Linked DNA regions of Homo sapiens: region 1 is linked to region 2. Evidence: chromatin loops called from intact Hi-C (ENCODE). Cell type or tissue: endothelial cell of umbilical vein. All regions are shown on one strand. Each heading gives the region's core, and the rest is flanking DNA. Links, peaks and the distances in the headings are about the cores only. Region 1 overlaps LOC105379104 (a long non-coding RNA gene). Region 2 overlaps PAM (peptidylglycine alpha-amidating monooxygenase).

Region 1 (16,653 bases), core at 3,241-11,240, 57 kb before region 2:
TCTTGCCAATCACTGTGGCCACGGACCTTGAATATAATTCAATAGAACTGGATCACATGCCTAAATCCTAATGCTAGCCCTCCTCCAAAGAAAAATCAGTTTCTGCTATTAATGAAGAGAGAATAACACTACAAAGCAAAAGCCAAAGTTGCCCACCACAGCATAGAAAGAGGTGTATAAATAAGCAGAATGAGATAGAAATTATAAAATATGAGTGAGGGGAGATCAGGTCAAAATGTTAGGTTAGGAGGTGCAGAAAGCATGTAAGAGGAAAAAGGAAAAATTGCAGTATTGTATAAAGGGTGTTCTTGCCATGACAGATGTTAAAAAGTCATAGTGAGGTTTAAGAGAAATGTTATGACTTTTATCCTGAATTGGGCTTTGCACTGATTCCTGGCTCTATGGAAAGTAAAACACTACATTCTATTGGCTTCTGCATTAAATAAGCTAATAGAATTTAGCCTGCACTCCCAAATTCAACCCAAAGCAACTACCAAACCATCTGTGAAATATACTGTTAGGCAGTAACTGATTCACGAAAAAGACAGATTCATAACCAACTATAATTCAAAATAGAACATGAGCCAGGCACAGTGGTCAACACATGTAATCCTAGAACTTTGAGAGGCTAAAGTGGGAAGATCACTTGAGCCCAGGACCTCGAGACCAGCCTAAGCAACATAGTGGGACGTTGTCTATACAAAAAATCAAAAAATTAGCCAGGCCTAGTAGTGTGCACCTATAGTCCCAGCTACTCTGCGGGCTAACCCAGGAGGATGGTTTGAATACAGGAGTTAGAGGCTGCAGTGAGCCATGTTCCCACCAAGGCACTACAGCCTGAGTGACAGAGCATGACCTTGTCTCAAAAAAAAAAAAAAAAGGTCATGTTAAGTACAGTAACAGAAACACTGATGCAGTTCCAAGGTCAGGGAGGGAGGGATTTGGACAGGTAATTAAGAAGGAACAGAAAGTCACAGAGGAAGTCTTCATGGAAGAAGTGGCATCTGAACTAGGCCTTGATGGATGGGGATCATCTTGACAGGAGAGATCATGGGGACGGTGTTTATGGTAAAAGAACAAAGACAAAGAGGATAAAATTGGTGAATAACAGATTCAGAGTAGGATGCTTGAAAGAATTATAAAAGATGAGGCTGCAAATGTAGTTGGTGAATCTCTATGGATGACATGCGGGGGATTTCCAATTCTTCAGGTAAAGAGGAACAATTGAAGAAGACCTTCAAGCTTCTGCAGAGGTCATGATCAGAGTTATCCTATAGAAAGAATATTTTGGCAGTAGTGTGAAAGATAGATTGGAAGAAATAAGCAAGAAGCAAAGACTCTCACTGGGAGTTTAGGACAAAACTCTGAGTATGATAGAAGTGGAAACAAAGAAAGTAATAAAGGAAAGAAATGAGAAACTGGAAGCAGGAAACATTTTGGAGATATAATTCCTAGCACTTGTCAATAATTGGTTGTGAGAATTGAGAAACAGATAACATTCTTGGGACTGGGTACTTAGGAGAATGATTATGCCATTGATGAAGCAGAAGGGGGTCAGGTTTGTAGGTGGGTGCCTGTTTTGTGTGTATTAGTGGAAAGTGACATGGCTAAAGGATGAGTTAAGACCCCACTTACAGCACAGATGAAGTAAGTGGATGATGGGAAATTACTGTGGGAGGAAGTTGAAAAAGATAACTTTCTGCAAGGTATAAACGTTAGGATACAATTTACAGAATATTTAGACTTTAAAAAATGTTATTTATATTTTCTAGTTACTAACTGATATGGTTTGGCTGTGTCCCCACCCAAATCTCATATTGAATTATAGCTCCCACAATTCCCAGGTGTTGTGGGAATGACCCAGTGGGATGTAGTTGAATCATGGGGGCAGGTCTTCCCCATGCTGTTTTTGTAATAATGAATCAGTCTCATGACATTGGATGGTTTTATAAAGGGGAGTTTCCCTGCACAAGTTCTCTTATCTTGTCTGCCACCATGTAAGACATGACTTTCACCTTCTGCCATGATTGTGAGGCCTCCCCAGCCATGTGGAACTATAAGTCCATTAAACCTCTTTCTTTTGTAAATTGCCCAGTCTTGGATATGTCTTCATCAGCAGCATGAAAATGGACTAATACATAACTCTGTATTAGACTCAAACAAAATGAAAGTTCAAAAAATACCAACTAAATCTGTCTTTATTTCCCTAACTGTATCTTTTTTTTTTTTTAATTTAACTCTTATTTTAAGTTCAGGGGTACGGGTGCAGGTTTGTTGTATAGGTAAACTTGTGTCATGGGGGTTTGTTGTACAGATTATTTCATCGCCCATTATGTTCTTCACAGTAATTAGATTAACTCTAATACCCATTATTTATTTTTCCTGCATCTTCTTAATAGTCTTGGACCTTTGCAATTTAGAACTACTGCTTTTTTCACGTTAAATAAGCCTAAGCTTTTAGAACCAATTTTTAAATCTGTACAAAGTTTAGTTCATTTTCTGTCATTTCTAGAAAACTGATTCTTGACTCGTGCCATCTCTTTCTTTTCTCTAAAGGCATTGGAGAAGTAAATATTTGGTGAATATGTCCTTATCATTCAACACAAGCTCTCTACTGTGGTTTTAAAACACTCTGCCATTTCTTTCATCTTAAAACTAGCCAGGGGAGAGGAAGAAGTTGGAAGTGATCACTAGAAATTGAACATCATTTTTTGAAAAATGTCAAGCACTTGTTTTGAGTGAGACTCTGACTGGACAGATAAAGGAAGCAAACAACCTGGAAGTGGCATCCTTAAGGGATGATTTCAGTGTTTATAATGCCCTAGCTAATCTATTTCTTGTGGCCTCTGTATTCTCAAATCAGGAATATTCCTTGAAGAACTTATCGCAGAGTTAACATGATAAACAGCAGGCACTGAATTGAGAATACATCAGGGAGCCTGAAATGACTCCAGGTTAACTATCAAAGCGAGGAATCCTCATTAAAACTATAACTTCCTTCCTCTAATTCAAGATCTTGGGGTATTAACTGAAGACTCAGTGAATGTGTGCACAACAGCAAAGACAAATCAACCAAGAAAGGGACAAAGAGATCTGGGGCTAAGGGAAAAGATGGATAAAGGGTCAGAGAAAGATGAACATTGGCCTTAAAGATAAAGCAGTCACATTGAAGAAGAAGTAATTATTCCACACATAGCAGACTATGCTGATCGTTGTCCCAATTGCCTCTTCCTTCTTTATTATTGTTCATGAAGCTCTGATTTTTCCAGGTATCCACTCCTTCTCATATGACTGACAGTTATATCTTAAGTTTACGAATGTCAAAAAAAATCCCATTATGTTCTTCACAGTAATTAGATTAAGATGAATATATGATATGATTCTGGCCAATTAGGTGAGGAGAAATCTGGTGAGTAGCTTCTGGGTGAAGTTTCCTTGGTGTTAAGAAGAGGAGACACAAAGGGACATCTATTATCCCCCATATTCTTTTAGATGGTGTCTAGTCTGTATATGATGGGCAGCATCATTTCACTACTATTAGGGGTGCCAGTCAAGAACAAAGTGAAATGGCAGAAAAGAAATGAGGGACGCCTGTGTTTTTGAAGATTTCATTTAATTACTGAATCAACCAATCTTGAGGCCACCTGTTATAATGATTATAATTTACTTTAAAACACTTCAACATATACACTGTGATATTATGTGCACTTAGCTTGGCATGAGCTGTCACCCAGAGGCTGTAAGCATTCTACTCAAATATTCCCTGTCCAGTAGTGGTTAACGAACACAGGAGTAGCCTGCTGGCATTCTCATCAAGAAGTCAATACTCCAGAAAAGCTATTACAAGCACTTCTGTTATGTGTATCTTGCTCAATAACTTCCATTTTGCTAATTAGCATACTAAATGTCAGAAAAGGGCTTTTAGTGATAAAAATAGCAGCCTGTTGACTACCATGATGAATGTTAAAATCGGGCTCTCACTGGTAAAATTAAAGGTATTCAACTTGTGTGAATTAGTTAAATTATTTTATAGTCACCCCTACTCTTGCATGAATAGAGAATAAGAATCTATCAGGTCAAAAACTTGTACTCCTTGGGATTTTGCCCCAGGCTAAATTCCTAAACATGCTAGTCTCTAGCCATAGGATTTAGAATTCTGATTGCCTGAGATCAGCTGTAAAGATGGCAGGATCCTGCTTCGGGAATCTTGGCAATTGCTTTCACCAGTTCACCAGTTATCTCTGCAATTTATGTTGTAGTTTGAGGACCATATGTTATACGAAAGGCTTTTTACTCAATCAAATGTGTGGTAGAAGAAAAAGCCATAGAATGGGAAATCATGAGATAAAGTCTGAGACCCAACCCTGTAACAGCTTTGGATACATAATTCAACCTCTCTAAGGCTTGAGTGGCAGCCAAAGTAGCATAATAAAAAAGTGTGGCCGGGCGCGGTGGCTCACGCTTGTAATCCCAGCACTTTGGGGGGCGGAGGCGGGCGGATCACGAGGTCAGGAGATGGAGACCATACTGACTAACACGGTGAAACCCCGTCTCTACTAAAAACACAAAAAATTAGCCGGGCATGGTGGCGGGCGCCTGTAGTCCCAGCTACTCGAGAGGCTGAGGCAGGCGAATGGCGTGAACCCGAGAGGTGGAGCTGGCAGTGAGCCGAGATTGCGCCACTGCACTCCAGCCTGGGCGACAGAGCGAGACTCCGTCTCAAAAAAAAAAAGAGTGCTGGCTGTCAAGCCAGAGGGCCCAGGTTTAATCCTAGCTTTATCGCTTACTAGCTGTGTGACCTCTCTGTGCCTCAATTTTCTTATCTATAAAATGGGTTAATACCCACTTAGAGCATTGTTATGAGGATTAAATGAGATATGCCATGTTCAACTCTTAGCACAATACCTGGCAGGATAAATACTAAATAAATATAGTCATTATAATCTCCAAGATAAGAGGATCAGTCTAAATGGTCACTGCACCCCTCTGCTTTCTAAAATTTCCATTTTATTCTCATTCTTATACTCTCCAGAGAGAACAATAGTGGAGAAAAGTCTTCTAAATTCAGTGCGAATCCTTGTGTTAGGCCATTCGCTCCTTTATTTATATAGTCAATGCCATTTGATGCCATTCACTTCTTTATTTATATAGTCAAGCATTTATTGAGTGCCCACTGTAAATGAAACACTGTAGATACACAGTAGGATATCTCTGAGAAACTCTCTGTCTTTTGGAGCAACCAGGAATACCCAATTTTCTCAAAAACTGAAATTTCTGTCCACCTCAGTCATCCCCAACTATTATAATAGTTCTTTCTCAAAATATGTCTTTGATAGAAATTTGTGTTCCGTGTTATACAAATCCACGTTCCAATATTGAGCCCTTCACTCAACATGGAGATTAACTTGTGTCCCTTTGCCAGTGGTGAGGGAACAATAGCTATGACGAATGAACAGTTTTGCAGAGAATTTAAGGAACAGGGATGCTTGGCAATGACAAGGGCTTTAGTGTTATTGCCCACAATCATGGTAGCTTGTGACCTAAAACAGCGCATCAGGGAGACCTCCAGTACTGAAGAAATAAAGTGCCAAAAAAGAGGATCTGAAAAAAGCAACTCCTTTAAAATTAGTAAGTTTTTTTCCTCACTTCTCCATAGGGGCTCAGTTTAAATTTTTCTCCTTAGCCAACAAAGCCAATATTTTTCCCTGTAATCATAAAACACTGCTAATAAATTGATCTCTTTTATCAAATGCATTATGCTACATGTGAGAGCACAGTGAGTTTGGCAACCCCAACACAGTCCCCATGTGTTTGGAACCCACTGTATTGTACACACTTGAAACACCATCTGCAGGCAGTCTTTTCCTCTCCAACTTGTCAGGGTGAGCGGCAGGAGAGATTCATGAGTTGAGATGCATCGTTAACTGTCAGCGACTCTGCCAGTGCAAAGGAAACATCTGTATCAGCCAAACCTGTTGAAGATTAAACAGTTAACTGAGTCTAAACACATATGCAAGTGAGAATACCAATGGCCCTAAAACAAAACCTGTGCATCGAAAACGCTTGATTGATGTTTCTATATCTTAGCATTCACTGCAAGCGCTGGGGTCATTTGAGGGTAGTTTAAATCTGTGGCTGCATTTCAGAGATGATTTTTAGTTCTTTAGATTGTTGATGTCAAAGATCAGTGTGGGAGGCAACTAGAATCAGTGAGCCTTGTCCTTGTCTTGAACTTTCTTCACCTTTCTCCATGGAGAGGAAACAATGAATTTTCTCAGCAGGGACTGTATTTTGAAATCTTCCCTGGAAATAATCACTAAGGAAAAAAATGTTTCTGGTAGGATGTTTCATGAATCACAAGTAAGTTTTTTTTAAAAAAATCAAAATCTTTTACTTCTACAAAAATTAGAACAGGTTGTTCCTCTCAGTGAAGTTTCTGAATTTAGGTTTGTTGGAAAGGAAGGTTGAAAAATTCTGAAGAGAAGTTATATGCATATCCAGGACAAATTGAATAGGTGGAATGGTAGCCAGCCCAGTGAATCTCCGGAACATGGTCTGTGTGGGCTTAGCCATGATGTATGCTAGGGAAATGGGGTCAGGGAGGGGATTACAGGGAGGACTATGGCTTATGGCTCAAAGAGTGACCAATGCTCTAAACTATGACTGCCAAAGTATTAGGGTCTAGCAAGACCAGAATTAACACTAGAACAAATGGCATGAAGGACAGGAGTTTCTAGGCTGTGGGTGACAATTCTGGTTAAAGAGGAAGATCTGGGCCAGTAACCATAGGTGCAAGAAGCCAGAACTTTAAGATAATCAAGACATTTAGGCTTCAAATAAATGAGCTGGTGTTAGGGCTGTATTCCAGGTGGGTATCTACAGAGGAAACAGAACATCCAATAGGCTGAGCATATCACTATGTGGGTTTAGAAGAAAGCTGCATATGGCGATCAGGTGGACACTAAAGAGCTCATGGCAGGCACCCCCAACTTATAGTAGTAAGATAAATTCTAAACCTCACTTGTGGGAAGCAGAAATATTCAAATATCTGCGTGTGTATGTGTGTGTATAAACACACATACATGCACACATTCAGGCTTAGCCAATATTGGCCCAAGAACTAAGTGGTTTGAAGCTGTCTGCAGCCTTCAGTGAATGCTGAACAAGATATGGAAAGGCAAAAACTGGCATGTGGCAAAACTGTGTCCTGAATCTCTCCACATCCACAAGCATATCGCCCTTGGCTTAGGTTTTTATCTCCTCATTCTCAGTATTTGACCACCACCCTACAAGTCAAAATGGATTCCATATTTTAATTTGAGAGTCTTGACTGCATCTGCACACACATCTACTAAGACTGTCCTTATAAGGTTCTCCATCTTCCCAATCCCAGATGTTAGCTCATAATTATATTAACCTCACCCTAAGCATGAATATACCCTAAGAATGAATATAAGCACTGATTACAGTAATACACAGCCACTGAACTAACATAATTATCAGTAAATTGCAATAAATTGGAGTGAGGTCTTTCTTTAAGATGTCATAATCAACATTTTCTTCCTAAGCAATTAGAAAAAAATAGAAAAATCTGGAGATAAAAACAATTGATTGAATAACATTTCCATGAGTCATGTCATACCTCTAAAAATGACTCATAATAATAAGCTTCGAGCTCTAGAAATGTTCATCTGTTTAGCAACTGCTGGATAAACATCTGGAATGAGGTCAATTCTCTGTAAGTATGTCACTCCTGTGCCACATGATGTGTTGATGATTTAATGCAAGCTTGTTTCACCCGCGGCCCAACACAGATTCATAAGCTTTCTTAAAACAGTATGAGTTCCTTTGCTTTTTTTTTTTTTTCTAGCTCATCAGCTATCATTAGTGCTAGTGTATTTGATATGTGGCCCAAGATAATTCTTCTTCTAACGTAGCCCAGGGAAGCCAGGGAAGATTGGACACCCATGATAATGTGTTTAACAGGGTATGTAGTAAGAAAAATACTTATTGGTCTTAGCCTGTAGTTCTTTCACAACTATTCATAAAAAGCAGAATATGGTGATCCTAAAACCTCATTCAAGAGAGACTATATTGATTATATATTCATGAGGAGAGGAGAAGGGAAGGAAGTTGCAAAAAAGGAAGGTATAGGAAAAAGGTTTTGCTGGGTTTAGGGAAATAGCAGATATTGCACCCAGGGTAGCTGCCAGGACCTGAAAAATGATTTAGAATCTTCCTCATCCCCTCCCACTACTGCCACCCCTGCAAAAGCTGAAAACTAAGCTGAGACTGACAATCTCAATCACAAATCGCATGCACAAGCAGAGGCGGCAAAGAGCCAAGCACCCACGGAGACTTGGTTAGTGAAGGTCTCCTCATTGACCGATGGTGGGGAGAAAAAGTGGAGAATATTTTCTGTCCTCTTCTGGTCTGCTTCAAATCCTCTCACTTTAGCATGCGCTGAAGGCAAAGGAGTCACATTCATTTCAATGAATTAATTTCTAGCTAGCCCTGAAGAATGCGGGGTTTACATAAGATATGGTTTTGAAAAATGAAAGATCGTACCATTTTTTTCATCCCAGTTGTGAAAATTTATACCCAGTGCCCATGTTACAACCGAGAATATTGTTCAAATTTTTGTTTGTAAGAGGAAAGGAAAGGACATGAATACAGCTCCCTAATAGACAGTAGAAAAGGGTTTGGAGCAAAAGAAGAATTAGAAAATAGTGGAATGGCTCCTTCATGGTGCCCTGGTAACTTTGCACATATCCGCACAAACCACACAGGCAAAGACTTGAACCACAACCTATACAAGTCTTGGCAGGAGACATTGAGATCCTCCCAGAACATGGGAGGATGGGAGACTGGTGAGGTGCTACTTTGAGGAAATCTCCCAATCTCCTTTCTATTTCCTCTAGGAAACTGATAGTTTCTCTCATTGCCTTTGGGGTTTTAATGATATAGAAGGATTTTCATCCCTCCCCGCTCCAGGTATAGAGGCAAACTATAAAACTGCCCAGCTGTAGTCTAGAATCATCTGCCCAGCAATGGACATTGTTGCATTATCATTGCAGTCCCTAGACTCCTTTGATTTCAGTGTTGTCCTTTTTGGCCTGTGGAAAAGGACCCAGTAGATAGCACCTTCAGTTATTCTTCCTTTTGCTGTCTACGTAAGTAATAAACTCTCTAAACCTAAAATTGAATAGTATATTTACCCGTCAAATCACTCGGGTTGTGGCCTCGGCCTTGTCTTGTCTTGTGAGCTTGGCAGGAGGAAAAAGGTAGAAAGGACTTCCAATGTTTAGAAAAGAAGAAGAATGGAAAGCTATGCATGAAAATTCATTGTTCTTCTTTTCAGATGTTAAGGTAAATGTAGTAAAGGAAATGGTCTTTGTTTTTAACTCCCACAGTGTCTACAAGCCCGAAATACATGAGCCACCTCTCTCTAAGTAAACATTATAGTGTGTTACCTCAAGTCAGCTAATGTGGGCAGTCATACCTGAGCAATGGATTGACTGCAAATAAATGGGACTAAAGGATACAATGCCCTAATAGAAGCACACTTAGTGTTCTGCCTATTTTAATTTTTTAAATTATTGGCATTTCTATTTTAACGTTGAATGTAATGAGATAAAGGTAGATTTTATTAATAGGAAAGTTGCTTTTGCTTTCTTATTTCTATATTCCACTCGAAGTAATGAAAGTTGAGATAATGACAGGAGAAGATGTTAAACCAGGGCAAAATAGAAGTTTCTAAAACTGTGCTTTTTCCCTGCTGGCATAAACAGAGCCAACACTCAAGAAAATGCCTTGGATTCATTTTTAGTATTCTCTCTACAGAAAACACTAAACCATGGAGCAGGCACAATAACGGTGAAAGGGTAGAAGTAAAATTACAAGCTATTAATATCTACAGAACTCTTATCATGTGGCAGACCTTGTGTTACATGCTGTTTAGTTTTGTAGATGGCAGAGGCTTAAAGGAGAAAACTAGGAATTTGGAAAGAGAGAAAGAGAGACCCTAAAGTACACATACACACACATACATTCACATATGTAAACGTAAATTTTAGCATTTAACTTATCTCAAAGAATGAGATGTGAGAGTATTAATACATTTAAGAAAATAACTTAGATAACATTGCCAATTAAAGAACACGTTAAGTTTGCTTCCATAAAATATCTCTTTAAAAAGAAAAACTATACGTGTGCTTCCTTTCCATAGGAAATGTTATTTTCTCTTGAGAAGCCCAGTCCCACTGCTTTCTTATATTGACTATGAATGAGAGTGGACTTGTTTTACACTTTTATTATTCCTTTAGAAAAATTAAGTTGTTATCATCACCCAGTAAGTGTTTGTAGCAAGTTCACATTAGCCTGTACTGAGAAACTAGCCAAGAGTCAACCCCAACAGTGATGGATGTATGTTATTATGAAGTAAATGGGAGCAAAAGGAAATAGGGCAGAAGAAAGCTTATACACATGATTTTTTTTTTTTTTTTTTACTCTGCCTCTGGCAGCTACCCTCAATTTAAATGCTCTGACATGGAGATAAGGGATAAAAATAGCACATCTGCTATTAAATTGTAAGGAAATTCACTTAGTTTTAAATCAAATGTCTTAGAAAAAGAAGAATATTTAATCACTTATTCATTCACCAACAAATATGTATTGATCCACAGTTATACAACAAGCTCAGCCAAGTCGAAAATCTAGGAACTGCTCCTGAGCTAGGGTTACTCACAACAGTTCTAAAGCCATAAAAAGTACCCTAAGAAATTAGAAAATTTCCCTAGAAAGCTGAACTCTTCACTCTTAAATCCAGTGAATGTTTAAGAAAATGACTGTGGCTCTAGAAGAAAAACTCCATTTGTTAGTTTTTTAATGGAATTTCCACCATTTTCCATTTGTCATTAGGTGAAGGAAAGGCAACTTAACTCATTACCGAGTCCGCTGTTTGGAACACTTAAGTATTCTTAAATAGGACAAAGGACACATGACAGAGAGAGAACATTTCTGTTCCAAAGGATTGCTAAGCATACTTTTGGTGATACTCCAGATTTCAGAAGAGAAAGGAATGTACAGTTCTAAAATTTATTAACAATAAAAGTTTAACAACAAAGGTCGTTGTAATTTATGAGTCATTGTTTAGGTATCAGTCACTGTGGAAAAAGTGCTTTGCTTAATAGTTCTGACTCTTGTAGAAACAGGTAACGGTATCTCCTTGGCTCTGCACAATATGGCATAGCACATTTTTACTAGGAGTCTAGATTTATCTATACCTTTATTGAGACTTTATAACAGCATGATGAAGATATATAAAACCAGAATTATCTTACACATGTGGCTAAAGAAATGCAGGCTGAAGAAGATGTCACCTACATATTTGGCAAAAGAATCACTCAAATATAAATCATCATCAAATCAACCAACTAGAGCAGTGATTCTTGACCAAGGGTAATTTTGCTCCCAGGCGGGCATTTGGCAATATCTGGAGAGACTTTTAATTATCACAACTGGCTTAGTACTTCTGATACCTTGTTGGTAAAGGTTACTGATGCTGCTGAACATTTTACTATACACAGTACATTCCCCAACAACTGGCCCTGCTATGGTTTGGAAACTTTCAAAAGAAAAGAAAGACGTGTTCCTGCCACCAAGGAGTTAATTGCCCTCACCTGTGCTATATATTATAGTGCACTCATGTGAGAAAAAAAGCTAAAACTGCCAGTAACATTCAATTAAAGGAGTTTCTGGGCTGCTAGTTAGTAAGATGATAATAATTATTAAAACCTCCAACGTAGCATGATTATATCACAAACTGAGATTATTAAAGATTTGACTCAAGCTTGACACTTCTCTTAGTCTAATCTGGCTGCTGTAACAAAATACCTTACACTGGGTAACTTATAAGTGGTAGAAATTTCTTTTTCACAGCTCTGGAGGCTGGAAAGTCCAAGATCAAAGCAACAGCAAATTCTGTGTCTAGTGAAGGCTCACACTCTGCTTCATAGATGGTGCCTTGTTGCTGTGTTTCCACATGGCAAAAGAGGCCAACATTGTGTCCTCACATAGCAGAAGGAGCAGGAGGGGCAAGTAAGCTCCCTCAGGCCCCTGCATGAGAGCATTAATTCCATTCATAAGAGTGGAGCCCTCATGACCTCATCATCTCCCAAATGCCTCTCCTCTCTATAATGTTAAGAGAGGATTAAATTCTAACATATGAATGTTGGAAGGATACCAACATTCAGGCGATAGCCACTCATGATAAGATCCTTTTCTTTGTTTAAAATCCAGGGCCCTTTTTTCCCCTTGACAATATTGAGGAGAGGTGACATCTTGAATTGGACCTGGTAGATTTGAAAACACACATGCACACACCTGGAACTATATTGCTTAAATACTATACTTCTGTCCTCCTTATGACACCTCATTTTAGAATGTTATATACATTTTAGTTCTCTAACTTCAGCATTTTACAACTGAGAAGTAATGAGATAATTTGTATTCTTTCTTTTTTATTATTTAGAAGTAGAGGGGAAAATCATAATTCCATTTTATTTTTAATTTTGAAGATTCCCAAACAATATGAAAGCAATTTCTTAAGGTTACTTAAAAAAACCATAAAAAGGGGACTCTATTGTCCTTTGAATATTGGTATCCTCAACTTGGAGAGACTGTATGATTCTTCATGTTATTCCTTAGAAAGGAATCCACTACCATTTGAAAGGAATCCACCACATTTGAATGTTAAGCCAAGGATCAAATTTGTTTCTGAACTGCAATTAAGGATTAAATATGAGGTAGTGCCAGACATCATATTTTATTTTTGTTCTGGGTAAGCTATTTGATATAATCTTAGAGATTAAGAAAGATAGGAATCATTTTATGTATACCAGAAATTGAAGATATAGTAAGAAGATATAAAATATTAATAACTTGTTACAAAAATATGATTGCTTTAATCATCTTTTCAGATACCAGAATTTGCAAATTGCATACATATTTAACAAACCTTTAAACAAATATTTAGCCAATATGAACAAATACTTGCTAAAAAGGATTATCATTTTTTGCTAAGTCTGTTAAATGATCCAGCTAACTAAATGACTAATTTTTCAGGATATTTATATATGTGAAATCTAGCATATAACACACGCAGTACAGTACATTAATTCTCTAAAGTATCTCCATAGGTCAGTGCAATAATAATAAACCCCAGTCATGCATTATAAAGGTGGAATGCTGATGTGACTTTCCTGTTACTCTAAACTGCATGACTTTTACCCCAAAAATATTTAATGATTTACATTTCAAAGATAAATTATCAACACAGAGATTATGCTTCTCAGTGTTGGGAAATGTGAGATAACAATAAGCAATGGTCAGAAGACCATGTTGCTCTGCCTATATTATGTTATAGACATGAAAATAAACCCTAGGATTTAAAGAGAAATTCAAACAGCTTTATAGCAATTGTATCTATGTCTCCTTTTAGTTCTAGTTTATTGTTTTTCACAAGACCCTGTTTACGAGACATTCTGAAAGCTTTTGCTGTAGAGTGCCTTTTGTCTCCTTGATCTAGTAACATGAAAAGTGAATGATAGGGAGGGGGAGAAGAAATGCCATTTATTCAAGATATAAAAGGTCTTGCTCCAACAAATTACATAATTTATGATTTTTGAAACTAATTCCAGTACTAAAGAAATCCTTCAGGGACTCATAGAAAAAGAAAATGCCTGGTTGCTTAACTTGGCAGCATTTATCACAAACCCAAGGTTCTGATAATAATAGGTGAAAATTTTTTAATTCTACAAAGGGAGAAAAATAACTTAAACTTCCTTTAACATAGCCCCCAAAACATTAGTATGAAGCAAAGTAAAAAAAAAAAATACTAACACATCTTAATATCATGAAAATTAAGTAGATTTTAAAATCACAGCACATAATTGTATGTATGTTACATTATTTTAACATGCATTTTATGGTAATAATCACCAGTTAATCGACGTTCCTTCCACAAACATTTATTGAACACCTACTATGTGCCAGACAAATTGCTAGCCTAGGAAAGCTTCCTGTGCCCTCCATGGCTCTAACCTAGAACTTTTCACATCTTACAGGAATGATTAGCTCTCTTATCTGTTTTCTCCACCAGACATATTCCTTGAAGGTAGAATCACTGTCAGCAGAGTCCTTGCCAGGAACGACTTTCCAGTGAAGGAGACAATGGAAATTTGGACAACATTTTGAAAACCACTAACAGTAACAACGTGTTAATAATAATTAAAACATTAAGATGAAGAAGACAAAGAAGGAGAAATATGAAGGGATTGCTAATTGCTGGTGTTCTGCATTTGTTTTCTTATTTAATCCTCATCATAACCTTATGAGGTGGGTAACAATTTGGACCCTGTTTTACAAATTAATAGGTCATAATGCAAAGGTATTAGGTAACTTGATCAAAGTCACCCTAGAAACAGAATTGAGTGGTTAGAGAGAGGCAGAGGAGAGAGAATTGTGTTCCAGGCAGGAGAATGAAGGCATGAGCCAATCACACATACCTTCCAGCCATTTGGGAGGGCTGGACCAGCATTATTAGTTCAAGCAGAGCATGATAGGCTATGGCTCAGGATTGCCATTAATACCATCCACATATGTGGTTATTGAGGATTTACCATGTAATTGAGACAGGATTGTGATCATCACTTTGTAAGAATTACTTTATTTTTTTCTCACCACAACCCTGAGAGAGACTTATTATTTTTATTTTGATTTTATGGATGAAAGAACTATTTTAGACAAGCTAAGTAACTTGCCCAAGGTGAGAAAGTTAATAATTCAAGTGAGGTCTGGCCAATTCCAAAGTCCATGATCTAAACCCACCTCTGTTACCTGACCACTTCAGAATGAGGCTGAAGACATAGTTAAGGCCAAAGTATGAAGAGCCTAACAGGCTAACCCCAAAAGTAGGAATTTTATTCTAAAATCTATTTGGAAGCACAAAGAAAATGTAGGCAGGGTAATAGCACAGTTATACTTAGAATAATAATCATTTTAACAATGCTTTGAAGACGGAGTTGAAGGGAAGTGATACTACAGGCAGTAGACTAGTTAGGAGACTATTATAATAAATCTGGTAAAAATATTTGCTGTGCTAGTGACAGTGGGAATGTTTAGGAGGTAAAATGATGACAAAAAGATAACAGGAAATGCCTAAATGATGACTACAATAAAGGAGAATTCCTCGGGTTACTCTTGTGCCTCTGAGTTGAGTAACTAGTTGGATGATCATGCTATTCATTTATACAGGAGACATAAAATTTGGAGATTGAATTTTGAGCATGCGAGAGGTGTCTGGGGCATGTTCATCACAAGGTTATTTGGATATGTATATTTGGATCTTAGAAACCGGGGGATTGGGTTGTGGACATAGATTTAAGAGTCCTTGACTTATAGGTAGTGGTCAGATGCTTGAACATACATCATAAGGACAACAAAGAAGAAGATGGAGTAGAATAATTAAAGAATACCGAAGGAAGAGTAGCATGAAAACTGCCAAAGGAGGAAATAGTTTCATGAAAGAGTGGTTGAAGTGTCTAATTCTACAGGACCGATTAAGTAGGATGAAGAGGGGAAGTACACAATCATTTGATAACTAGGGGGCTATTTGCTTGATGGAACTTGCCCCAAGCTAAGAGCTGTGGAAAGAAAAACTGGAGACATGGAGTAAAACCTCTTCTTTTAAGAATCTTGGCTATAAAGGAAATTCTATAGAAGTAGGGGCAATGTAGGATAAAGGGAAGATATTTTATAAGATGAGAGATCTGTAAATATGTGTATGCACTAAGGGTAACTTAAAAACTCTCAATACAAAGAGATTTAAGATGGAGAGGGAAGGTTGCTAATGCAGGGGGTTGGCAATCATGGGGTCCAGAAAAAAGGTGGAGAAATTAGAAAGAGCTGAAAACCCTGAAAAGAAGAAGCTTTACATTAAATGTGGATAAGTCACACCACAGGCAACTTGACTGAACAAACACACTAGAAAAGAACATTTGTTCTTCATATCACAAATCTAATCTCCCAATATGTACCAGCTAATCTCCCAATATGTACCAGAATCCATAAACTCAATAAAAATATGAATAACAATTAATAAAAATAGGCATAGGTTATGAATAGACAGTTCACAAGAAAGAAAATATAGCTGGTTCTTAAACCAATATACAAAAAGATATATAACCTCACTCATAACAAGAGAAATGCAAATGAAATATATACCAAGATACTGTTTTTCACACAACAGATTGGCCAAAATGCAAACATTTGAAAACTTTGAAATCCTATGTTACTGTTAAAAACTTAAAGAAGCAAATTTTGCAATATAAAAAAATTTACAAATTTATACACCCTTTGAACCAGCAATCCCACTTCTGGGGGTTTATCCTATCTTGAACCCCAAAAGGGCTTGAGCTATCAGAATTTTTTTTATTATTTTTTTTCAGATTTTGAACTTCCTGGACTCAAAAACCCATGGCATTTGAATCACTTCCTGTTTTTTAATAAGAAAATATTTATATCACTCACATACAAAATAAAATATATACAAGGTTATTTATTGTATCATTGATTATAATAGCAAAAGATTAG
Region 2 (16,653 bases), core at 4,775-12,774:
AGTGTCAGCCATGTACCTAGCACTGTTCTTGACCCCAGAGATCCAATAATGAGCAAAAAATTCCTGGTCTGCATTATCATGGAGTGAAGAGTATAGGAGGAAGACAATCCCTAATAAAATTTACACACGACAGCAACAACAACAACAACAACAAATAATTATGTATAATTACAGGCAGAGGTAAATGCTCTGAATAGAACAGTAGAATTTTGTGGGCTTATATAATAGGAACCTGAGGAAGTGACACTTGATTGATATCTGAAGTATGAGTAGGAGAATGTGAGATAGGGTAGGAAGAAAAGTGTTCCAGAAAGCAGAGAGAACTGCCATTTGTGCAGAGGCCCTTTACAGAAGGGAACAGAATGAAATCAAGTAACTGAGGAAGATCAAGGGGAGAGAAGAGCTACTGTGAGGCTGGACCCCTTGGCTGGTGGCCGGCCAGTCCACAAAGGGTCTTGCTGGCCACATGAAGAATTTGGTTTTCCTCATAAGAACATAGGAGAGTGTTTTAGGTCGGAGCTGGGGACTTGATGTGATTTGTGTTTTGGTAAGATCATCTGTGGGGGCGTGAGTTGGATTGGGGTGTGCATGTCAGTGGGGTGAAATTGGGTAGCTCTTGCATTAATTTAATTTGACATGACAGTGTGTACCAGTCTGGTGGTGGATACTGGGAAGTGGCAGTGAAGATAGATCGAAAGTGTTTTGGGGGGAATACCATTAATTGAACTCGGGAATAAGTTGGGGTTTTCTTTTATTTATTCAAAAAATATTTAGCGACTCCCTACTTTATGCTACTCTCTGTGCCAGGCTCTAGGAATAAAACTCTGAACAGTACATAAAATGTCCTTGGACTCATGGAGCTTACTTATTAATGGGAGTGACAGATAATCATTAAGTGTAACATATATATTAAAAACATATATATAATAAATATATATATAATTTCAGGTACTAATAAGTCCTGTAAAGAAAAATTAGGCAAATAAGGGAATGGAGAATGATAGCAGAGGGTCCTCTTACACAGGATGGTCAACAAAAACCTCTTGAAGAGGTAGCATTTGAGCAAAAACCCAGATGAAGTCGGGGAACTAACTGTGCAAAGATTCTCTACGAAGCAGCGGTAACAGGTATAAGATATTGAGGCTGGAACAAAGGAACTCTGCCTCTATACCTCCACCACCAAGGAATACCAAGAAGGCCAGTATGTCCAGAAATACGGGGCGTGAGGGAAGAAAAGTGTTAAGAATGTCTTGCTGGTAGCTAAAACTTAAAGCATCTATATGGGGTCATTATCTTCAGTCCTGATCAGTTTTTCAAAGTCCCTTACTATATCAACTACAATCCCAGGTTGCTCCGCCACTAAACTGATTTTAACACAGCTACTAGAACAGCTTCCTTTACCACAACAGCAAACCGTGCTCAAAAACTGTCAGTGGTAACTGCTTGTCTGTCTTGTCAATGACAATCCCTTCATCAGCCCAGCTAAAAGTCCCCAATCTTACTTCAACCCCACATGCTGTTGCAACCCTTTCTGTACTTCTTATTCAGTTGAAGGCTTCCCTTTAATGTTTGTTTAGGCTTTCCACATAATTTATTCTTTTCTTTTTTGGCATTGTTTTTATTCATCATGAAGCCTCTTTTCTTTCTATTGGCCTATTTCCATCACTTCCTTCAAGAGTTATTTTTTCCACCAGTTTCTTCTGATTTATTCCAGCTTACCTGGATCACAGAACCCCTCAGCCTACTCAGTCTATGTGATGTTATTTTTGTCCTTCCTTGAGTCACTTGAAGAAGCTCTACTTTTAAAGTGCCACCATTGTTCCAAGTTAAAATATTCATGATTGTATTCATTTTTCCTAGAAAAGATTTGGCACCAGTAGTTGCCCTGCCATGTATATATGTGACATTGGCCAAAACAGTCAACGTTCAGGTTTCTTGTCAATAAGATGAAGATACCAAGCCTCCCTTCTTTCATTCAGTGTAGTTGTGAAGAAAAAGTGAAATAAAACATGTACAAAGTGTTTTAAGCAAATGTACGACATTATTTTTAATATTTTAGGTGGGTGTAGTCCATATCCTCATCTAAATTGCAGGTTCTTCACACCATTTCACATAGTGTAGAGTCATGTAAGTGTGTGCTGCAGGAACTCTGTGAGGGTTCTTAAGCTTCCAGCCACACCATGCAAGCTTGGGCCGACTTCATCTACAACCTGCATATTAGTTTCCTGGGGCTGCTGTAACAAAGTACCACAAACCGGGTGGCTTAAACCACAGAAATGTATTGTCTCAGAGTTCTAAGGCTAAAAGTCCAACATCAGTATATTGGCAGGGTTGGTTCTTTCAGAAGGCTGTGAGAGAGAACCTGTTCTGATAGCCTCAGATGTTCCTTGGCCTATACATGGTTCCTTGTGTCTTCACATCATCTTTCCTGTCTTCCTCTTTGTGTGTCTGTCTCTGTGTCCAAGTTTCCCCTTTTTATAAGGACACAGTAATATTGGATTATGGTCTACCCTAATGACCTCATCTTAACTAGATCATCTGCAAAGACCCTATTTCCAATTCGTCACATTCACAGGTACTGGAAGTTAAGAATTGAACATCTTTTTTTTTTATGGGGACACAACTCAACCCATATCGGCATGATACAATACACATACAAGAAAGGGTAATCACAAATGTGGTGAATTAGTTCTGTGTTACTAAATGGTAAATTAGATGTAGAGCTAGTTTCCCATATGATACAAGGCAGCAGCCCCTAACCTTTTTGGCACCAGGACCGGTTTCATGGAAGACAGTTTTTCCATGGACTGGGGTGGAGGAAGGTTTTGGGGTGATTCAAGTGCATTACATTTATTATGCACTTTATTGCTATTATTATTCCATTGTAATATATAATGAAATAATTATACAACTCACCATAATGTAGAATCAGTGGGAACCCTAGCTTGCTTTCCTGCATCTTGACTGTCCCATCTGGGGGTGATGGGAGACAGTGACACATCATCAGGCATTAGATTCTCATAAGGAGCTTGCAACCTAGATCCCTCTCATGTGCAGTTGACGTTAGGATTCCTGCTCCTATGAGACTCTAATGCCGCAGCTGATCTGACAGGAGGTGGAGCTCAGGTGATAATGTGAGCGATGGGGAGTGGCTGTAAATACAGATGAAGCTTGGCTTGCTTGCCCACTGCTCACCTCTTTGCTGTGCAACCCTGTTTCCAACAGACCAAGGCCAGTATCAGTTTGTGGCCAGGGGGCTGGGGACACCTGATATAAGGAAAAATAAATGAAATACTTGATAAAAGTTGCATGTGAAATTCTGAACATTCACATAACTTATTTTAGAATTCAACAATTCCTGTTAATTTTAACTTGGTCTAAATTAGAGTACAGCAGGCCAGCCAAGAGAAGGAGCAAAAGTACTCATTAATTTTTCCTCCAAATTTTAATAGTACATTCAGTTTTTATACTGACATTAGTGAAAAAATATGCAATTCATATATTTATTCGTATAATTTTTATGTGGACTTTTTGTGTGATTTATTTTATTGCTTCAGTTGTGGATTTTTTTTTTTTTTTTTTTTTTTTTTTTTTTGCCATCATGCTCCCCTTTGACTTTCTGTTCTTTCTTTCTTCTTTTCTTTTCTTTGTCTGTAAAATCTAGTTCCTGCAGACCCTTTGACTTTCTGGAAGGCCACATGTGGTTTCATGAAACAGATTGACCTCCCTCTGTTAAACAACCAGAAGGGTTTATGGTTTTTATCTTATTAAATGCCCTAGCCTTTGGTTATAAAAATTTACTTTTCTCTTAGAATTAAAACTTTCTTTAATATTATATACATTTTTTCTCATCAGTTTTCATTTTGTTTTTATTTTGCATTGCTGTTTTTTGATAGTGCAGAAAAGAGTTGGACACATTTTGAACGGTTGATGTTGGAGAATATATAAGTGCACCTTTTGTGGCGTTTTATCCAGATTTGGCATTAAGATGTCCCATTTTATCAGATGAGCATGCTTTAATCTTCATCTGGCCTCTTATTCTGGTGTTAGGACAGCCTTTGCTTGATGTTGAGGAAGGTATCTGACTCTGCTGTTTTGCTTCCTTATGTACCTGGCTTGCCAGTTTAAAAGTTTCACCATTTTAAGTTTCCTAACAGAGTGGCACATAGAGCATATTTAAGAAGCCTATTGTAGGAATTCACCCAGATTTAGTGAATAGAAATTGAATACTTGACCTTTATCTAGAAAAGTTGCTGTTTTGTTGTCAACCAGAAGAACTTTCTTAGTACAGCCCCTATATTCCAAATAGCTAGATTCTTAATTGCTGTACTTTCATTAAATTGCTTCATTATTATTGCTGCATCAAGATTTTCACTAAACGAAAAACAGCCATAGATTGTTTATTTCTGCTTATTGTTTTTTGTAGAAAAAATTAAGGAAGAAGACATATTAGATTTCACTGCTGTTGTAGAAATAAATTTCCTCTTGGTGTACTCTCAAGTAGATGTTGGAAAATGAGGCTCACAGAGGTTAAAGTAGTTGGCCCAAGGTCATATAGGTTGTAAGTGCTGGGACCAGGATTTGAATCCACAGACTCTGGCTTGGGGACCTGTGTCACTCTGGCAAGCTTGTCGTGTGGGAATTAATAAGCTCATCGATGTAATGCACTTAGAGTGGAGACCAGTGCACAGCAAGCACTCAGTCTACTACTGTGATGACAGTGACAAAGAATACTGCTAGTTCTATAATTACTATAATGGTGTTAACTACTGTTATTACCATTAACATTTTCCACTCTGATTCATACCTAACCATGTCTTTTAAAAATTTTTCTAAATTTTTTTAATTTTTAATTTTTGTGGATAACTAGTAGGTATATATATTTATGGGGCATATGAGATATTTTGATACAGGCATACCATATGTAATCATCACATCAGAGTAAAATGGGTATCCATTACCTCACACATTTTTTGTGTGTTACGACCTAATTGTACATTTTTAGTTATTTTAAAATGTATAATTATATTCTCATTGACTACAGTCACCTTGTTGTGCTATCACGTACTAGATCTTACTTATCCTTTCCATTTTTTATGCCCATTAACCATCCCAACTCCCCCTCTAACCTCTCCACTTCCCGGTCTCTGGTAACCGTCATTCTACTATCTCCATGAGTTCAATTGTTTGTATTTTTAGTTCTCACAAATAAGTGAGAACATGCAAAGTTTGTCTTTCTGTGCCTGGCTTATTTCACTGAACATAATGACCTACAATTACATCCATGTTGTTGCAAATGAGAGAATCTCATTCTCTTTTATGGCTAAATAGTACTCCATTCTGTATATGTAACACATTTTCTCTGTCCATTGATCTGTTGATGGATACTTAGGTTGTTTCCAAATCTTGGCCATTGTGAACAGTAAATATCAGAGTGCAGATATCTCTTCAATATGCTGATTTCATTTCTTTTGGGTATATACCTAGCAGTGGGACATATATACCCCAAAGAAAGGACATTACTGAATCTTATGGTAGCTCTAGTTTTTTTGAGGAACCTCCAAACTTCTCCATAGTGGTTGAACTAATTTATATTCCCACCAACAGTGTTCAAAGGTTCCCTTTGTTCCACATCCTCACCAGCGTTTGTTACTACATGTCTTTTGGATAAAAGCCATTTTAACTGGGGTGAGATGACATCTCATTGTAGTTTTTATTTGCATTTCTCTGATGATAAATGATGTTGAGCGCCTTTTCATATACCTATTTGTCATTTGTATGTCTTTTTTGAGAAATGTCTATTCAGATCTTTTGCCCATTTTTTAACTGGATTATCAGATTTTTTTTTCCAGCAGAGTTGTTGGAGCTCCTTATGTATTCTGGTTACTAATCCTTTGTCAGATGGATAGTGTGCAAATATTTTCTCCCGTTCTGCAGATTGTCTCTTCACTTTGTTGATTGTTTCCTTTGCTGTGCAGAAGCTTTTTGACTTGATGTGGTCCTATTTGTCCATTCTTGCTTTGGTGGCCTGTGCTTATGGGGTATTACTCAAGAAATCTTTGCCCATACCCATGTCCTGGAGTGTTTTCCCAATGTTTTCTTGTAGAAGTTTCATAGTTTGAGGTCTTAGATTTAAGTCTTTAATCCATTTTGATTTGATTTTTGTATATGGTAAGAGATACGGGTCTAGTTTCATTCTTTTCCATATGAGTATCCAGTTTTCCCAGCACCATTTATTAAAGAGACTGTCCTTTCCCCAATGTTTGTTCTGGGCAACTTTGTTGAAAATGAGTTCATTTAGATGCTTGAATCACTTTTTGGGTTCTCTGTTCTGTTCCCTCTGTCTATGTGTCTGTGTTTATGCCAGTACCATGCTGCTTTGGTTATTAGAGCTGTGTGGTATAATTTGAAGTCAGTTAATGTGATTCCTCTGGTTTTGTTCTTTTTGCTCAGGATAGCTTTGGCTATTCTGGGTCTTTTGTGAATACATATAAATCTTAGGATTTTTTTTCTCACTTCTATGGAGAATTTCACTGGTATTTTGATAGGGATTGCATTGAATCTGTAGATTGCTTTGGGTAGTATGGACATTTTACCGATATTGATTCTTCCAATCCATGATCATAGGATATCTTTCCGTTTTGTGTATGTGTCTGTCCTCTTCAATTTCTTTCATCAATATTTTATAGTTTTCATTATAGAGATCTTTTACATCTTTGATTAATTCATAGGTAGTGAATTTTATTTGTGGCTTTTTTAATAGGATTTTAAAAAATTTCTTCTTCAGATTGTTTGGCTGTTGGTATATAGAAATGCTACTGATTTTTGTATGTTGGTCTTTTGTATATTGATTTGTATTCTGCAACTTTACTGAATTTGTTTATTAGATCTATTAGTTTTTTGGTGGAGTCTTTAGGTTTTTCCAAGTATAAGGTCATATCATCTGCAAACAAGGATAATTTGACTTCTTTCTTTTCAATTTGGATGCCCTTTATTTCTGCCTCTTGTCTGATTGTTCTAGTTAGGACTTCCAGTACTGCGTTGAATAACAATAGTGACAGTGGGCCTCCTTGTCATAAAGATCTTAGAGGAAAGGCTTTCAGTTTTTTCCCATCCAGTAAGATACTAGCTGTGGGTCTGTCACATATGGCTTTTATTATGTTGAAGTGTGTTCCTTCTAGACCCAGTTTTCTGTGAGTTTTTATCATGAAAGTACATTGAATTTTATCATATGCTTTTCCAGCATCAATCATGATGATCATATGGTTTTTGTCCTTCATTCTGTTAAGATGATATATCACATTGATTGATTTGTGTATGTTAAATCTTCTGTGCATCCCTGGAATAAATCCCACTTGGTCATGATGAATGATCTTTATTTGCTATTATTTTGTTGAGGATTTTTGTATCAATGTTCATCAGGGATATTGGCCTATAGTTTTCTTTTTTTAATGTATCTTTGTCTGTTTGTGGTATCAGGGTAATATTGGCATCACAGAATGAGTTTGGAACTGTGTTTTAATAATAGTTAATAATTTCCCCCAAATACTCTCTGTAGTCCATGAAAAATAGCTTTGATTGTGTCTCTAGGTTTTTCGTTTGTTTGTTTTAAGGTGATAAGAGCTGTATTGATCCCTGAAGGGGTTTATATTTGTTTTTAAACCTGCTGTTACAGCATGTTATATAATATTTTGTACAGTGGCACCATTTGAAGATTGCGGCTATGTAGAGAAAACAAAAAAGCCAGTTTTCGTTAAGCATTTTGGGAGTTATAAACTCCTATTGGCCATTTTAGATTCTCTTCAGAAAAGTTGAGAGAGGTCAGTACTGTAAATTTAAAACCTTTATTTTTCATTACAATATATACTTGATTCCAGGGCATGGAGTTTAGGGGTGGTTGGGAACTATGTCACCTAATAACCTCTTTGGTTTCCATTGCTAAACATTCTATAGTTCTGTTATAGTAATCATTTTGGTTGTCTTTTCAAAGTGAAAACAAACCCATTTGCCAAGTGGGAATGAAATTGAAGTTTATTGTTAGTGCTGCATTCTAAACAGGGGAAACATAGAAGATAGGAAGAAAGTAGTCTTAGTTTTGAAAGCACAGCCCTCCTGGTATTCAAGCTACCAACTTTGCAATGTTTACCAAGCAGTTTTTCATCTGTACAACAACCTTGGTGAAGATGTGTCTGGCTTCTTCTCCTAAATACTTTGTCTTCATGTCTGGTGGCTTGGTCTAGCATTTTCAACTACAGGATCACAAAGGAAGGAAACTGGAGGAGTGACCTTTCAAATTCTTGAGAGGAGGAAATGGATGTTTACACTGTTGTTGGCTAGAATTTTGAAGCCTTTCAAAAATAAAGTTGCTCTGTATGCCCCAGATTTTATAGAGAGAAGTCCAGTGCCAAGTTGAAAATAATGTTTTGTAATGGTTTGTCACCCCAGTGGCTTGGATCCCCCTGCCACCTACCTGCCCCTAGAGGGGCTGTGATATGCTAGAAGGGCTGTGGCTGGGTTTAAAAGAAGAAATGTTTATGTTTTCTTGTCCTAGTAAACTATAGACATCAGAATCATAATAATTGTTCCCATTTGTTGAGGTCATTTTGTAGAGTGGAGAAGAAAACCAGCTTCCTTCTGGCATTAGACATTTGGGTCAAGTCTTAACTCTGCCTCTTACTATAATAGCTGCGTGACCTTGGGCAAATTACTGAAAAACGCTCTGAGTGCCTCAGCTTTATCCTTTTTGAAACAGGGATGTATTGGTGTCACTTCATACAGTGTGGTGGTTGTAATTATTCTTTGAGATTAATGCACATAAAATGCATAGAAAATGCTTGGCACAGGGTTAACTGCTTAATAAATGTTGGATATCATTATTATTGTATGTTGTAAACCTTACCTAGAGTACCTCTAATGTTTTCTATAACCCTGCAGTGTAAACCTTCATCCCTATTTTACAGAGGAGAAAATTGAGGCTTATAAAGGTAATTGTTTTGTTTTGCATGTGAGGGTGTTTGAAAATGGCCTGTTTTGTGCTGTCTTCCTCATCCTGATTCTTGCCCTCTGTGGTTCTCTACCAACACCAAGCTTGTGAAATAGAGCAAAAGGGGATTGCATTTTGTGTTTTCTCAAACTTATGTGCTAGGATGCTTGTGCAATTCAAGAGATATGCACATGGTTCTCAAATAAGTAAACTATACAGGCCCCTTTCAAAGGAAAATACCCTCACTTCCAGTTTGACTTAATTATACTTGTCGTAGTATTACTTAAATATATTCAAAGTTGGAGTAATGTCTTAGTTTATAGCACTTATACAGCTATAAAATAAAACACATTTACAAATTAAATGCCAACAAAACTATAACACAAATACAATTTGAGAAATTACATTAATTTATGTGACGGATGTTGATGTTTTGCTGAAAGTAAACTTCAATTTTGGGTTCATCTATAGTTAGGATGGATTTTATGTTCAAACTGTGTCTACCTTTTAATTTCATGATTTTAATGTATCACAGATTTTCAAATATCTGGAGTTTCATATGATTCAACCTATCAAAACAATGTATTTTGAAATAATATGTCATATACCTTGGTGGTAATAATATCAAGGTTTTGGCAGTTCAGAGCAATAGGACTTCAGGAATGCCAATTTTAATGGGTGTTACTTGACAAACTTGGAAAACTATTTTACTTCCTTGGGAGTCAAGACATTGGCTCAATATTTAAGTGCAGATCTCATGCTAGACCCAGCCCTGAGCTTAGGAGGCCTAGAGTCAGACTTCCTGGGTTCACAGTTGCTACACTGTTTTTACATACAAATTCCTATGAAATTTACATTTTGTTGTAATAAACTAAAAGTACTGGGTCCATAAGTATGAAGATATATAGTTGTTGCTTTGTATTGTATTTGATTGCTATTTACAGTGCAGTGACAACGTAGAGGAGTTCACAGTTTACCATATGCTGTATTAGGAGTTAGCATACTTTTCCTGTAAAGGACCAGGTGGTAAATATTTTAGGCTTTGTAGGCCACATGTGATCTCTGTTGCAACTACTCAACTCTTTTCTTATAGCACAAAAGCAACAATAGACAATACATAAAATTTTATTTAGGGACATTGAAATTAAATTTTATATGATTTTTATGTGTCACAAAGTATTGCTCTGTTTAAAATTTGTTTTCAACAATTAAAAAATGTAAAAAAACATTCATTCTCAGCTTGCAGGCAGTGCAGAAACAGTGAGCAGGGCATTTGGCTTGTGGGCCTAGTTATGGAGGCCAGCCCTAGACAACATTTAATACAGTAAAAAGGTTTCTCCTTTTTATTTTTAATTCATTAGTTAATTAACTTATTTACTTTTTATTAACTTTTATTTTAGGTTCTGGGGGTACATGTGAAGGTGTGTTACATAGGTAAACTCGTGTCACAGAGGTTTGTTGTACAGACTTTTTGTCACCCAGGTATTAAGCCCAGTACATAATAGTTATCTTTTCTCTTCCTCTCCCTCCCCACTCAAGTAGACCCCAGTATCTGTTGTTTCATTCTTCATGTTCATAGTTCTTATCATTTAGCCCCCACTTATAAGTGAGAACATAAGGTATTTGGTTTTCTGTTCCTGCATTAGTTTGGTAAGGTTAAAACCTCCAGCTCCACCCATGTTCCTACAAAAGACATGATCTCATTCTTTTTTGTGGCTACATAGTATTCCATGGTGTATCCCACCACATTTTCTTTATCCAGTCTGATTGATGAACAGTTAGGTTGATTCCATTTGTTTGCTATTGTGAATAGCGCTGCAGTGAACGTTGATGTGCATGTGTCTTTATGATAGAATGATTTATATTCGTCTGAGTATATACCCAGTAACTGGATTGCTGGATCAAATGGTAGTTCTGCTTTTAGCTCATTGAGGAATTGCCATACTGCTTCTGATTTCCACAATGGTTGAACTAATTTACACTCCCACCAAAAGTGTGTAAATGTTCCCTCATTTTTATTTATGGCAGCAGTATAGTGTGGGGATTAAGAGAGCCACTCCAAAGTGAGACTACCTTGCCTTCGAATGTGACCTTTCTGTGTCAGTTTTTTCATATGGAAAATAGCAGAAAATTTTCTTTCTACCTAAAACACTTGTGGGAGGATGGAATTAGAAAGCAGATAGAAAGCAGACATACAACAGTAAAAGCCATGTATGATACAGGGTAAGAAGTCTGTACATAAGTATTGCTATTTCTTTAATTACTATTGAGATGGTACAGTTTTTCAGGTGCTTATTGAACATCTTAATTTTTTTATTCTTTTGTGACTTCTGTATTCATATGTGTTATTTGTTCTTTACGTATTGATACATGCGAACTATTTATAAAGGTTATCAACCCATTGTCAGATATTTTGCAATTCATTTTGTCTCTTTGTTGGCCTTTTGGTTTTATAAATGGTGGATTATTTTTTAACATACTTAATGTTTTAATTTTTGTGTAAGTCAGTTATTAAAGATAATTATTTCAGTTAGTGAAGATAAATTCAATGTCTTCTCTTTTTTATTTCTTTCATTTCCCTCTATTGTTTTTATTTTTATAAAAATATTCTTGCTGTGAGGTCAGATAATAGTTACCTATAGTTTTATTCTAGTTGTATTGTAATTTCACATTTTATGCTTAACTACTTAGTTCTGGAATTTAATTTTATATATGTTATGATATATTATCTATGTATTTTTTCCATGGATTTTACAAATTGATTCAACATCATTAATTGAATAATTATTCCTTCCCTATTGATTTAAAATACCACTTTTATTGTACTTTAGATAATTTGGTTAAATGGAATATGGCCTAAAAAATTTTTTTTAAAGCAAGGTTGTCAATATGACACTATTCTTTGGTCTGCAGTGTTGGTACTTTGGTGTAATATGAAGAATTTTGTGTTACTTTAAGAATTTTTGTCTATTTTTAGAACTTTATTTTTTTAATTTAATTTAATTTTAAGTTCTGGGATACATGTGCAGGACGTGCAGGTTTGTTACATAGGTAAACGTGTGCCATGATGGTTTGCTTCACCTATCAACCCATCACCTAGGTATTAAGCCCCACATGCATTAGCTATTTATCCTGATGCTCTCCCTCCCCACCACACCCCGAAAGGCCCCAGTGTGTGTTATTCCCCTCCCTGTGTCCATGCATTCTCATTGTTCAGCTTCTACTTATGAGTGAGAACATGTGGTGTTTGTTTTTCTGTTCCTGTGCTATTTGCTGAGGATAATGGCTTCCAGCTCCATCCATGTCCCTGCAAAGGACATGATCTCATTCCTTTTTATGGCTGCATGATAGTTCATGGTGTATATGCACCACATTTTCTTTATTCAGTGTATCATTGATGGGCATTTGGGTTGATTCCATGTCTTTGCTATTGTGAATAGTGCTGCAATAAACATATGTGTTCATGTATCTTTATAATAGAATGATTTTTATTCCTTTGGGTATATACCCAGTAATGGGATTGCTGGGACAAATGGCATTTCTGGTAATACATCCTTGAGGAATTGCCAAACTGTCTTCCACAATGGTTGAACTAATTTACATTCCCACTAACAGTGTAAAAACATTCCTATTTCTCCACAGCTTTGCCAGCATCTGTGGTTTCTTGACTTTTTAATAATCACCATTCTGACTGGCATGAGATGGTATCTCATTGTGGTTTTGATTTGCATTTCTCTAATGATCAGTGATGTTGAGCTTTTTTTCATATGTTTGTTGGCCACATAAATCTCCTTTTCAGAAGTGTCTGTTCAAGTCTTGTGCCCACTTTTTGATGGGGTTGTTTTTTTCTTGTAAATTTCTTTAAGTTCCTTGTAGATTCTGGGTATCAAGTCTTTGTCAAGTGGATAGATTGGAAAGCTTTTCTCTCATTCCGTAGGTTATCTTTTCACTCTTGGGATAGTTTCTTTTGCTTTGCAGAAGCTCTTTAGTTTAATTAGGTTGCATTTGTCAATTTTTGCTTTTGTTGCAATTGCTTTTGATGTTTTTGTCATGAAATCTTTTCCCATGCCTATGTTCTAAATGGTATTGCCTAGATTTTCTTCTAGCGTTTTTATAGTTTTGGGTTTTACATTGAAGTCTTTAATCCATCTTGAGTTAATTTTTATATAAGGTGTGAGGAAGGGGTCCAGTTTCAATTTTCTGCATATGGCTAGCTAGTTTTCCCAGAACCATTTATTAAATAGGGAACACTTTCCCCATTGTTGTTTTTGTCAGGTTTGTCTATTTTTAGAACTTTAAAAAATTGTGGTAAAGAAACAGATAAAATTTACTCTCTTAACCATTTTTAAATGTACAGGTCAGTAGTATTAAGTTTCTTCACATTGTTCTGCAGAAGATCTCTGGAACCCTTTTTATAGTACTACAATACTGGCCAACAATATGTATTTCACATTGTTATGTAACTATAACTGCATTTATAGTTCTCAGAAAAATTTTGTTTTCCTTTTGTATGTCACACATTTCTTATCAGGGTTACTTTTTCATATTTAGTGGTGTTTTTGGGGTTTTGTTTTTAAATTTTGTAAATGGGTGCTTCTTCCCCCCTGCTTCCTTGTATTTTCTGATTTGTTTTTGCAAGTATGCAGAAAAGTTTTTTATTCTAATTGTTTTATAATTTCACCTTTTTATTCTTAACTACTTAATACTGGAATTCAGGGATATTTGTATTGTAGGGCAGTTTTCTAAACATGGGACTTTATCTTACTTGAAATGGATCTTTTTCAAAATCACCATGTAGCAATAAAAATGGGTAATATAAATATGGAAAAAGTGAAGCAACATTATGAATGGATATAATCTAGAGAGAAAGGGGAGTTTTTTTAGGAACTGAAGACTGTTCAAATCTCATTGTTACTCATTGAGATCTGCCTTGACTATGCTGTTTAAAATTGCAAACATTCACTTCTACTACTTGATTGTTTTGCCCTGCTCTCCTTTTTCCCCATAAACCTTGTTATTATCTAACATATAATTTACTCCCCCAGCCCTATTATCTGTTCCCACTAGAATTGAAGCTCCTTAGGTTGGGATTTTCACAACAGTTTCCTGGGACATACCAGGTGCTCTATAAATATTAGTTAAATGAATAAAATTTCTAGTAAAATCAAGTATTTAAGTGGGAGTTTCTGGAAAAAAAAGACCTAATTGTCTGAGAGAGGGATTCTACTAGAGAATTTAAAAATTAGCCCAAACGAGGCCCTTTCTTCCCAGAAGGAATCTGTAGGTAAAATTCACGATAAGAAAACAGCCCTTCAGCTAAGAGGTAAGTGATTTATACTTGAATATGTGAGGAACATGGAATGTCACCATTCATTCCCGGGCCTGTTTTCCTCTGTAGAGGTATTTTATTTCCCCCCAGAAATAGACAGCATATTGGCTTAAGCCCTTTTTAATTTTCCCTACAAAGCAGAGGTCATTTAAGCTATTGTTTTCTGTTTTTACGGATTATAAAAAGAGAGAAAGTTGGTTTGCTAGATTAGCGATTAACATGGGGTGGTTCTATGTATTTTTCTTCTGTGATGCTGTAAATGAAAGGTCACCTGCCAAATTTCGGTTTGCCCTTGAGAGACCTGCGATCATTCCTTCTGCAGGCGGAATTGTGGAAAACACCTGAATGGCATTGTGCCGTCTTGGGGTTAGCCTGCTAGAGATCAAGTAAGCACCTCTTGGACCCCTGTTAGACAGAAAAAAAATTAAAGGAGAAAGCCTGCACCATAGAGAATTAAAAAGGAGGCGGGTGAGTTGCCTTTCTCCTCTCACCTCCCCACATGTATTTTTTTGAAGAGTTGATTTGTGTTCCCCTGTAATACTTGCATTTGCACTTCTGCATGGTCCTTGATTTTGCCCTATACTTGTATTTATATGTTTATATTCGTTCTATCTTCCCCATAAGATGGTAACATTGTCAAAGGCAAACAGTTTGTCTTTACTTTAAAATTGCCCAGAGCATTCTATATAGTATTTTAGACAAGGAGCATTCAATTAATGTTTACCTGACAAGTAAACAAGAGGAAAAATTAAGGTTTCAGGAAGGAGACTGTAACATTACCAAAAATCATATTAAGGATTCAGAATAATCAAAACTGGCATTTGGTCTCCCTGGCATTTAGAATGAAATAAAAACTAGACCCCATATGATGGATAAAATGAATCATGGGACTGCTCAAGTAGATTATTATTATTGTTTTCCTTCCAAAGCCTGGTCTGTGGCATTTTGTTCCAGAGGAAACTTGAGAGCTGTGGTGATTAAATCTTACCAAATTAGAAACCTCTGAAATGAGTCATTTTTATTTTCATTCACTTCATTTTTACATGGAAGATTGCATAGACAAGCAACCAAATGAACGAAGCTTAGTTTTCTGGTGGGTTGGTGATGACAGTTTTCTCAGTTTGTAGTTGTCGTGGTTCCCATGGTAATATTTTATATGTAGATGCTATACAGGTCAGGTTTACCCGTTTGTGTTTTTGGAGGGAATACTTTGTGTGCATTTGAATCAGGCAGTCCTTAATTCTCAGAGATCTACTAATAGTATGAATATAAGATCAGAATAGAATAGAATTATCTGTTGTGGAAAACTCCTTGGATTTGCCGTCAGAAAACCTGATGGGCTTCTCTCTGTGCCTCTAACTTGTCTTCTGCAAAGTGAAGGAATTGAGTGAGGTACTTTATAATACAAAGATTCTCAACCCTATTGGATCCAGTGTCTCCTTTTTCATAGCATATGTTTTGCAGTGCCCTCTTTATTACCAAGAAATGAAATTTATGTGTAATATAACCTGCCTAAGTGTGTAATTCAAAAATATGCATATATATGTGTGTGTATATATATGTGTATATATATATATGTATATATATAATTCCTAACTTTAATATAAAAGAGCAATACAGGAATAAGTAATTTATAATAAGATAATGTGTATTTCATTCAATATGTAAATGTTTAGTTATGATTACACCATAAGACCTAATGAAGTGTTCAAAAGCTTGATCCTATATGTAGAATAACAGTATGTGTGACAGCTACAAATGCAGATTGATGTCTTTGTTATATTGACCACTCAGATAAAGTATTCCCCCCCTTATCTGTGGTTTCATTTACTGTGATGGTTAATACGTGTGTCAACCTGATTGAACTGAAGGATGCAAAGTATTGTTCCTGTGAGGGTGTTGCCAAAGGAGATTAACATTTGAGTCAGTGGGCTGGGGAAGGCAGACCCACCCTTAATCTGGTGGGCACAATCTAATCAGCGGCCAGTGAATATAAAGCAGGCAGAAAAATGTGAAGAGGTGAGACTGGCCTAACCTCCCAGCCTACATTTTTCTCCCATGCTGGATGCTGGATGTTTCCTGCCCTCAAACATCAGACTCCAAGTTCTTCAGTTTTGAGACTTGGACTGGCTCTCAATGCTCCTCGCCTGCAGACGGCCTATTGTGGGACCTTGTGATCATGTAAGTTAATACTTAATAAACTCCCATATACATATATATATATATATATATATATATATATATACACACATATATATATGTATATATCTCCTAATAGTTCTGACCCTCCAGGGAATCCTAATATAGTTACCCTTGGTCAACTATGGTCCAAAAATTTGGA

What was found. Hi-C counts contacts between places; a loop is a spot of excess contacts. Peaks named below come from ENCODE experiments on the same cell type or tissue, not always from the same donor. Only the 100,000 strongest peaks of a DNase experiment are listed, where the experiment ranks them.
Region 1: a loop joins it to region 2, with 2.6 times the contacts of the local background. A loop is called at or near these places in 2 of 110 quality-filtered maps.

Annotation. Positions count from the first base shown.
Region 1 is chr5:102,707,911-102,724,563 of GRCh38, forward strand. LOC105379104 (a long non-coding RNA gene) reads left to right here. Exons shown (of 4, transcript XR_948632.4): 3 at 14,162-14,397. Among named protein-coding and RNA genes, the nearest start is that of PAM, 39 kb to the right of the region's middle. In endothelial cell of umbilical vein, for the core only: no CTCF peak of the experiment used is centred there; a DNase peak (open chromatin) is centred at 7,721.
Region 2 is chr5:102,763,363-102,780,015 of GRCh38, forward strand. The region is part of intron 1 of PAM (peptidylglycine alpha-amidating monooxygenase); the gene reads left to right. Among named protein-coding and RNA genes, the nearest start is that of PAM, 16 kb to the left of the region's middle. In endothelial cell of umbilical vein, for the core only: no CTCF peak of the experiment used is centred there; a DNase peak (open chromatin) is centred at 8,229; H3K27ac peaks cover 1,755 bases.